Linked DNA regions of Homo sapiens: region 2 is linked to region 1. Evidence: read pairs that join two places in POLR2A ChIA-PET (ENCODE). Cell type or tissue: MCF 10A. All regions are shown on one strand. Each heading gives the region's core, and the rest is flanking DNA. Links, peaks and the distances in the headings are about the cores only. Region 1 overlaps UBE2E1 (ubiquitin conjugating enzyme E2 E1). Region 2 has its middle 11 kb from the start of RPL15.

Region 1 (4,395 bases), core at 134-4,133:
TCTCAACCATCTTGAGAGATTATTAGCCAGGAAAGAATTCCCCAGAATGATTAAGTGTTCCAATTATAAACTATAGTTTAAGAGCATTTCAAACTCAAAATGACTTTCCTTACAAAACAGGACAAAGTTTCACGGAAGAGCATCCCACACCTAATCAACATTAAGAATGAATGTAACCAAAACGGCAATAGTTTTGTATTTAATCCACTAATTAGTTTCCAAAGTTCACTGTTACTAAACAAAATACTTCATTTAGCTTTTCAACCTATTCCCACACACTCATCTTAAAAATTGTGTATAGCCGCTGAATACTTTGTCAGTAACTTCTACTCCTACCAATAAGTTTAGAGTATTTCTGAAATCTCACATCCCTTTCCAACGCCGATCTTGAGAACTAGGTTAAATGTTATACTTAATTTTTAAAGTATGGGAGTTACAGGACCTCCCTTAAATAAATGGTTCTATTCTAATACATAGTTGTAAGTTACCCTCACTTCATTGTTGATCTAGTAAAGTCATCAAGTCTTCCACCTTGACTCAACAGTAGCAAAATGGCTTCTCTAAATAAAGCTGTGATCAACAAACCCTTAGAAAGCTGGTTTCAATTTGTTTTGAAACTGAAACACACATATGTATACAGTCTGAATAAAGCAAGTGAAAAAAACACCCCATGAAAGTTTAACTCTACAATTTAAAAGAAAACCTTTATCAAAGCCAGAAATTGTTTCCTGAATTGCTCTGCCAAAAGTCTAATAAAAAATCTATATGCTATGGAGTAAGTTTGAAGATCCAGTGTTTAACTCTAATGTTCTCTTAGCTTAGCAGAGATTGAATAAGAGATTACTGTAGCAAAGCAGTTTTCCAAACCAAAATGTCCTTCGCATCTGAAAGGTTTTACATCATCTTTAATGGCATATCAAAGACCCATGATTAGGCAAGGAGACACCTTTAAATTTACTTTAGTTTTGTTTCATATATGTAAAAATCCACTCCAAATAAATCCATTACTTCTTCTCAACAGTACTGAGCTTGTCAGAGGCTCATCAAAACATTATACTCAGGTTAATAAATTTCAGCTGTTACGTGATGTTAGTGCCATAACAAGCATTAGCCAAAGAATCAAAGAAAAAGTATATAATAAAAAGAAAAACCCAAGACAAAGGTTAGAAGAATTTTAAAAATGGAAAAAATCCGAAAAGCAACTCACCTGCAATTAGGTGGAGGGTCTAAAGTGATGTCCGCCAGCTCCTTCTGAATTCTGGAGTGGGAGAAATGGGAAAGACAAACACAAGAAGCATTAAGGCGCGGAAGCCTCCCACCTGTAGCGTGCAGGTCTGCAGATAAACCTAAGCGCGATCACTGGATTCTACTGGGCAAAGAGGAACTACACATCAAGAACTTCAGGTCCCTAGTTTAGGAAAAAAACTTTTCACGGAGGAAGTGAGGCAGCCTGGAATCTCCTGTTCTCATCTGCAAAGTTTGGCTTCCAACCTTGCCTCGCACACCAGGGCAGTTCTATTCCTCGGTGTTTTCCATGTAGGACCTAATTTTAAAGTTTCTCACTTGCCGACCGGTTTCCTCAGTCCCTCCCCTGCACCTCTCCCCAGCACGGAGAGATCACAGCCATCGGTGCGTGGGAAGGACGCCAGCCTCCAGCCTCCCTTGCCCCTTTCACCCCTCAGATGCCCCCATGCCCACCCCGGCAGGGCGCCCCCGACAGGCCGAAGGTCCGAGGCCTCGCTCAACACCCGACCCGCCCGGAGTCCTCAGTGACGAAGCCAACATGGCCGCTCCCCACGAGGCCCCTCGGGCCCGAGTGACCTGCCAGCCGTGGCGGGGTGCCCGGGAGGCCCAGACCGCAGGTCGCTCCCCAGCGGTGGGCTGCCACCGCCCGGCCACGCCGCCCCCACCCCGCGCGCGCCCCCGACGGCTCGCGCCGCGCCGGTGAAGTTGCGGGCGGGGGAGGGGAACAGGGTGCCCGCACGGGGGCTGCTCCGCGCCGCCCCAGCTCTCCTCTCCCGGCGCCCAGAACCTTGGCCCGAGACCGCGCGCGAAAGCAGGGCGCGAACACCCCCGCCCGCCACTCGGGCACCACAGACCCCAAGTGGCCGGCCCGCGGCCGCACAGGTGCACCGGACCCTGCCTCCGCCCCGCACGCTGGCCGGGACTCTCGGCCCACCTCCCCGGACCTGCTTTTCCCCGGGCGTCCTCTAACTTCCCGGGGTCTGCCCACTTCCTTCATGGTCCGCTCTCTAGCTCACACTGGGGATAGACTGGAGACCTGCAGTTTTCTCCCTCCGCACCAACCCTCGACTTCACAAAGGGCCCCATCCCCCACTCATAGGCCGAAGCCACCAGGCAGTTCACACCAAGCCCTGGCCTTTGTCTTTTGCTTACCTAGGCACTTAGAGCATCAATTAATACGACAGTTTAGGGCCTCTAAGCTTCTTCCACCTTCTAAACGGTGCCTAATTTTATAACCTTTCCTCCTCCTATCATATAAAGCCCAATGGGGCTATGTTACAACTTAAAAATCTCACCGAGGCAGCACTGTAGTTAAAAAAATTTTAAACACACACACAGAGCAATCTAATTCACAAAGGATACGTTTTCCTTTCCAAAGGTTTTCTGCGGGTAGGAGGACGGACGAGCTATATGTAATGAGGAACAGGTTTTAAGGACGACGACTGGGGGAGGTTCTATAAACCTTCCTACTGGAGGACATTTCCTGTCCCTACGTATCTGTCAACTTTAGAAAGGGGTTTGTTCACAATCTCAATTGACACGTATTTGTGTCCTGCTAAATTCTACTATCAAAAAGCGTTTCATTTCTGAGACATTCATACTCCCGCTGTTTGACTCATGACTGTACATTAGACTCAAAGTTTGGAAAATTGGTTTCCTGATTCTTTACCTGAATCTTTTCAAATAACTGTATTTTAAGACCTACACACGTAGGCAAAAATTTCCTCCCCGGAGCACAACGCATATAAAAATACATATTGACTTCAGTCCTCCTTGCCAACCCAACTCCCACTATAAAATAGTCACAAAAAAAGGTAGTTGTTTCTTTAATACCTAAGAAGCGTTAATACCAAAAAGCTTTATCAACTTCATCTTGACAGACAGCATTTGCATTTCCAAAAAACTGGCAAGAGATTTGCAGGAGTAACTCATACCTATTTCCAGAGAGTCATTCTTGTTCAGACCACTTGCAATGGGGGCTTTCCTCTACCCACGGTTTAGAAACCACTTTCCAACATGCAGTTAGCAGCCTGTTAGTCTGCCAATTCAGGCTTCTTTTTCACTCCTACTCCTGGTGAATGTGCCCCTTCCAATTCTATGGGCAACACCTACCTTCCAAATCAATATACTTCACAGAACAGCCTCTATAGGGTCCCACTAACATCAATTTTCCCCATTCTCTTTCCTGGATACACTGTCCCTCTCCATTTTTTTACCTTTTTCTATTAACTTTAGGTCTGCTTTAACACTAATAGCTACTCTTTCAGCAAGATTATCAAGGAGCTAAATTCATTGCAAAAACAAAACAAAAGCCCTGATGTTAATTTATAGGTAAAATTACTATTTGTAGCTTCCCACCTTTCATTTTTCTACACCTATCATCTCTTTTCCAGAACTTCCAAATAAATTCTTAACTTGTTTAAAATAAACAAAGTATGTCTAGTGAAAAAAATCCCCCTCTCTGTAATTCACTCACAACAAAAGCAGAGTATTTTCTATTTGATACCTGTGTCTTTACCCCCAAATATATTCATGTACACCAGGGATATCTAGCAAAATATAAAAATGCAAATTACCAAAAGCAAGTATCCTGGCTTGAGCACGTGAGGCCAAAACGTGAATGAGGATCAGAGAGCCTAGAGGATTGAGGTGGGGCGCAGTATTAAGGAAGGGCCCGTCCCAAGTGGGCAGAGTAGATGTCAGGTTCCAGGAAAACCGCACAGGGCTAATCAGTGAGGGTCAGTCAGGCCTCCTGAGAAGCTGTACAATCAAACCAAACCTATAAAAATGAGAACAATCTTGCAGAGGCACCTTGCCACTTAAGACCTCCACACTATTTTTTAAAAGTCACTCCTTCATCAGCCCATGGTTAGGTCACCAAAACACTGCCAAGTTTTCAAATTACAAGTCAGGGAGAATGACAGAACAAACTCTCAAACCCTGACTTCCAGGCTCACTACTCAGTGGAGAGATCTAAAGTCTCATGTTCTACTTTATTTTAAAAATTTTTAAGAAGGGTATCCCTATCCCATCATTTGGAGTTCTTACTATCTTCCTGGTTTGCCACCTTTTTAACAACTGCCTAACTCTGAGAGCAGAAGGATTTATGAAAGGGTGTCTCAGAGCTCCTAGGAATCCACTAAAGATGAT
Region 2 (4,395 bases), core at 122-4,121, 120 kb before region 1:
TTTAATTTCATAATAGTAAAGAGGGCATTGTAAATTCCTATTATAAAAAGGGAATGGTGGGTCCTTTCAACCCCAAAATAAGATTGAAAACTGTTTGTATAGTGTAGATTTTTTGTCCTTTTTTTTGGCGGCTTATTTATCTTTTATTCTGAGGTTCAAAATCAATGGAGGGTTTCAAGCAAAACACTGCCATGATGTAACTAGCTTCAGACACATCATCCTTGCTGCATTTGGGAGAACGAATTGCAGGGAATCCAACCCAAAGTGCTGGGCTTAGCAGGACCCTCCCCCTGCACTGCTTATTCCACTACATCTTTATCCCTTTAGCCCGCCATGGCTGTCAGGGTGTTGCTCAGCCTCTCACGCACTCAGCCACCCCTTCTAGAATCAGCAAATACCCCCCAGGATGAAGCAGCTCTCAATGTGACACTCTCTCTGGATTCCCCATGTTCTTCCAGATCTGGGTTCTGTAATTCTTCATTGCTTATTAGCTCTCCAATGCCTTTAAGTAGACTCAATATATATGACATATTCTATGTACTTATAATTTGACCTGCCTTTCTAGTTGTCCCTGGAGTGTTTGTCCAGATTATCCATTCCACCAATTACTTATTCCATCATTATGAAAACTAGAAATTCTATCATTTTTTCCAATTAAAAAAAACAAAGACTGGAAGAAAATAAACCAAAATGATAACATGGTTCTCTCTGAGTAATGGGATTCAGGTAATTTTTTATTGTCTAGATTTTCCAAATTTCCTGTAATTCAAAAATAAAATATCTCTTATGTGCTAGTATTATGTTAAAGAAGTCTGGGCATCCCACAAATTTTAAGTACATTGAAACATAGAGGTTGGGTGCAGGGGCTCATGTCTGTAATCCCAGCACTTTGAGAGGCTGAGGCAGGAGGATCACTTGAGTCCAGGAGTTTGATAACAGCCTGGGCAACATGGGGAGACCCTTTCTCTACAAAAACAAAAACAACAACAACAAAAAAAATTAGCCTGGTCTGGTGGCACATAACTCTAGTCCCTACTACTCAGGAGGCTGAGGTGGGAGGATCGCTTGAGCCGGAGACGCAGAGGTTGCAGTGAGCTAAGATCACGCCACTGCTCTCCAGCCTGGGTGACAGAGCGAGACCCTGTCTCAAAAATAAATAAATAAATAAACAAATTTTTTCAGGTAGTCCAAAACATGGTTTTTATTTTTATTTTATTTATTTATTTTTTGAGATGGAATCTTGCTCTGTGGCCCAAGCTGGAATGCAGTGGTGTAATCTCGGCTCACTGCAACCTCTGCCTCCTGGGTTCAAGCCATTCTCCTACGTCGGCCTCCAGAGTAGCTGGGATTACAGGCGCCTGCCACCATGCCCTGCTAATTTTTTTGTACTTTTAGTAGAGACGAGGTTTTACCACGTTGACCGGGCTGGTCTCGAACTCCTGACCTCAAGTGGTCTGCCCCTCTCAGCCTCCCAAAGTGCTGGGATTACAGGCATGAGCCACCACGCCTGGCACAAAACATGGTTTTTACAGTTAATTTTAATTTTTGTTTTAAATATATTTTCTTTTCTTTTCTTTTCTTTTTTTTTTTTTTAAAGAGATGGAGTCTCGCTCTGTCGCCCAGGCTGGAGCGCAGTGGCACGATCTCGGTTCACTGCAACCTCTGCCTCCTGGGTTCTAGCAATTCTCCTGCTTCAGCCTACCAAGTGGCTGGGACTACAGGCTCAGCGCACACCGCCACACCTGGCTAATTTTTTGTATTTTATTAGAAACGGGGCTTCACCGTGTTGCCTAGGCAGGTCTTGTACTCCTGAGCTCAGGCAATCCACCCTTCTCGGCCTCCCAAAGTGCTAGGATTACAGGTGTGAGTCACAGCGCCCGGCCTTTTTTTTTTTTTTTTTTTTAAGCCTAAATCATACTTTGAGGCTTCTGTTTTTTTGGTCTGACTTCCTCATGCCCTTGTCGGTTTCTCCTAAAAGCACTTCAGTAATGAAAAACTAGCAAACAAATCTTGACTTGGAGTCAGCTTCCACATATGGCATTATCTGAAATTACAGTGTTTCTAGGAAAAAAATTAGTATGAACATTTTTTTCAAGATGCAACAGGATCTTTATTTTTCTGTACAAGCCAAACATGACACATATCAGAATTAAGAATGTAAATTACATTTTATATATTTAGAAACTTAATGTCAGTTCACCAAAGAGTTATGGGGGATTGGAGAGTTACTAAGCACTAATGGTATTCAAATGATAACATTTATTTATTTATTTATTTATTTATTTATTTATTTATTTATTTTTGAGACAGAGTCTTGCTCTGTTGCCCAGGCTGGAGTGCAGTGGTGCAATCTTGCCTCACTGCAACCTCTGCCTCCTGGGTTCTCCTGCCTCAGCCTCTTGAGTAGCTGAGACTACAGGTGTGGGCTACCATTCCTGGCTCAGATGAACTGTGTGTGTGTGTATGTGTGTGTGTGTGTGTGTGTGTGTGTGGTGTGTAGAGAGAGAGAGGAGAGAGAGTGTGTCTTGTTTTGTTACCTAGGCTGGAGTGCAGTGGCACCAACATGGCTCACTGTAGCTTCGACTTCCCAGGCTCAAGCAATTCTTCCACCTCAGCCTCCTGCATATCTGGTACTACTGGCATGCACCACCAGACCAGGCTAATTGTTTAATCTTTTGTAGAGACAGGATCTCACCATGTTGCCCAGGCTGGTCTGGAACTCCTGGGCTCAAGCAGTCCTCCCACTTTGGCCTCCCAAATTTCTAGGATTACAGGTATGAGCCACCATGCCCAGCCTTGGATGATCATTTTTTGAATCTTTCTTTTTGATAAGCAAAACATCCTAGCTTAGTTAATAATCAACCTCGGGAAGCTAAATAGTATGTTTACACTCTCATAGAAACAAGTTTCGTGATTTGATGACTGATAATTACATCATCCATCAGTTAATGTCTCTAACTAACTAGGACTGCCAAATAATGAACTTCTCTCCAAATGACAATGAGAATTGCCAATAAATGAGTTCAGATGTTCACAGCATGCCAATTAAATCAAATGCTTTCATCAGTTTTGGAGGAGTGAGTTGCCGTTTGCCAGGATTTCAGAGTGAGCTGAAGTGTGCATTCCAGCTACAGCATTTCGTTAAGTTTGAATGCTTTGATTATGAGGTTTAATGTCACAAGCCAACTATAGCACCTTCGCAGTAGGTTTTTTTTTCTTTCCTCAACTAAGAAATATAGAGATGGGGGCCTCACTATGTTGACTGGACTGGTCTCGAACTCCTGGCCTCAAGGGATCCTCCCACCTTGGCCTCCCAAAGTGCTGGGATTACAGACGTGAGCCACTGCACTCAGCCTTGCAGCAGATTCTTCTTTTTCTAAAGAAAACTTGAGCAGCATTTTATACTAAAAGGCTTTATTTTCAGTTTATTTTTCTTATATAAAAATAGGTTGAAAACTATATGTATAGTGATGATGTTCACTGCATCATTAATAAGAATAACTAAAATCGATGGAGAAGCTAAATGTCTAGTCAGCCTTCCCAAGGCTGAACTGGAATGATGTTGGGGCTGTGGAGAGTGTTGCTTGGTTAAAAACTGCGACATGGATTTCATCCTGTTTGGGGCAGCTGATGGTCAAAGTGTAGCTTGTTGGTGCATGTCACCCCCTATTGGTATTTCAGGCCAGCTTGATCCTTCTAGGACAAATCCAAAGAATTGTTTCTTCTCTGAATGATGAATATTTATAAAACTGATTTCAAAGGTCCAACAGTTTGGCAAAAGATGCAGCCAAATTGCAGCAAATGGAAAACTAAAGGTCTTTTTCGACCAAAACCTTTTTTCTTAGAAAAGGTGTTGTAGCAGTTCATTCTTCTACAGTTTGTACCATTGGGATAAAACTCTTATCAAAAACTTCTAAAAACCTAAAATCGCCCTGACAAAGGAAGTGGTAATTATACAATTAAAATATCTATAGCAACAAATACTATTCTCATATGAAATCTATACATCAAACTTTTTACGGTAAAACTAGACTTCATATGCCTCATCTTCATCTACTAGAGAATGACACAAAAAAAAAGAAGAGGAAGAAGAGGAAGAGGAAAGAGAAGGAGAGAAAGAGGAAGAAGAGAAAAAAGAGAGAAGAGGAGGACGAGGAGCAAGAGGAGGAGGAGGAAGGAGGAGGAGGAAGAAGAAAGAAGAAGAAATAAAGAAGAATTTCAAGGGTCTAAGTCAGTACTATGGCCGGGCGCCATGGCTCATACCTATAATCCCAGCACTTTGGGAGTCCAAGGCAGGTGGATCACCTAAGGTCAGGCGTTTGAGACCAGCCTGGCCAACACGGCGAAACCCTGTCTCTACTAAAAACACAAAAATTAGCTGGGCGTGGTGGCGGG

The links. ChIA-PET counts read pairs that join two places held together with the same protein. Peaks named below come from ENCODE experiments on the same cell type or tissue, not always from the same donor. Only the 100,000 strongest peaks of a DNase experiment are listed, where the experiment ranks them.
Region 2: POLR2A ChIA-PET joins it to region 1 with 6 read pairs; 24 of 35 experiments call an interaction of 5 or more read pairs at or near these places.

What each region holds. Positions count from the first base shown.
Region 1 is chr3:23,808,323-23,812,717 of GRCh38, reverse strand. It overlaps UBE2E1 (ubiquitin conjugating enzyme E2 E1), which reads right to left. Exons shown (of 6, transcript NM_003341.5): 3 at 1,208-1,258. Among named protein-coding and RNA genes, the nearest start is that of UBE2E1-AS1, 3.6 kb to the right of the region's middle. RefSeq lists a silencer at 1,806-2,125 and an enhancer at 2,596-2,655. In MCF 10A, for the core only: no CTCF peak of the experiment used is centred there; no DNase peak of the experiment used is centred there.
Region 2 is chr3:23,926,198-23,930,592 of GRCh38, reverse strand. It overlaps a transcript of NKIRAS1 not described here. Among named protein-coding and RNA genes, the nearest start is that of RPL15, 11 kb to the right of the region's middle. In MCF 10A, for the core only: no CTCF peak of the experiment used is centred there; a DNase peak (open chromatin) is centred at 1,842.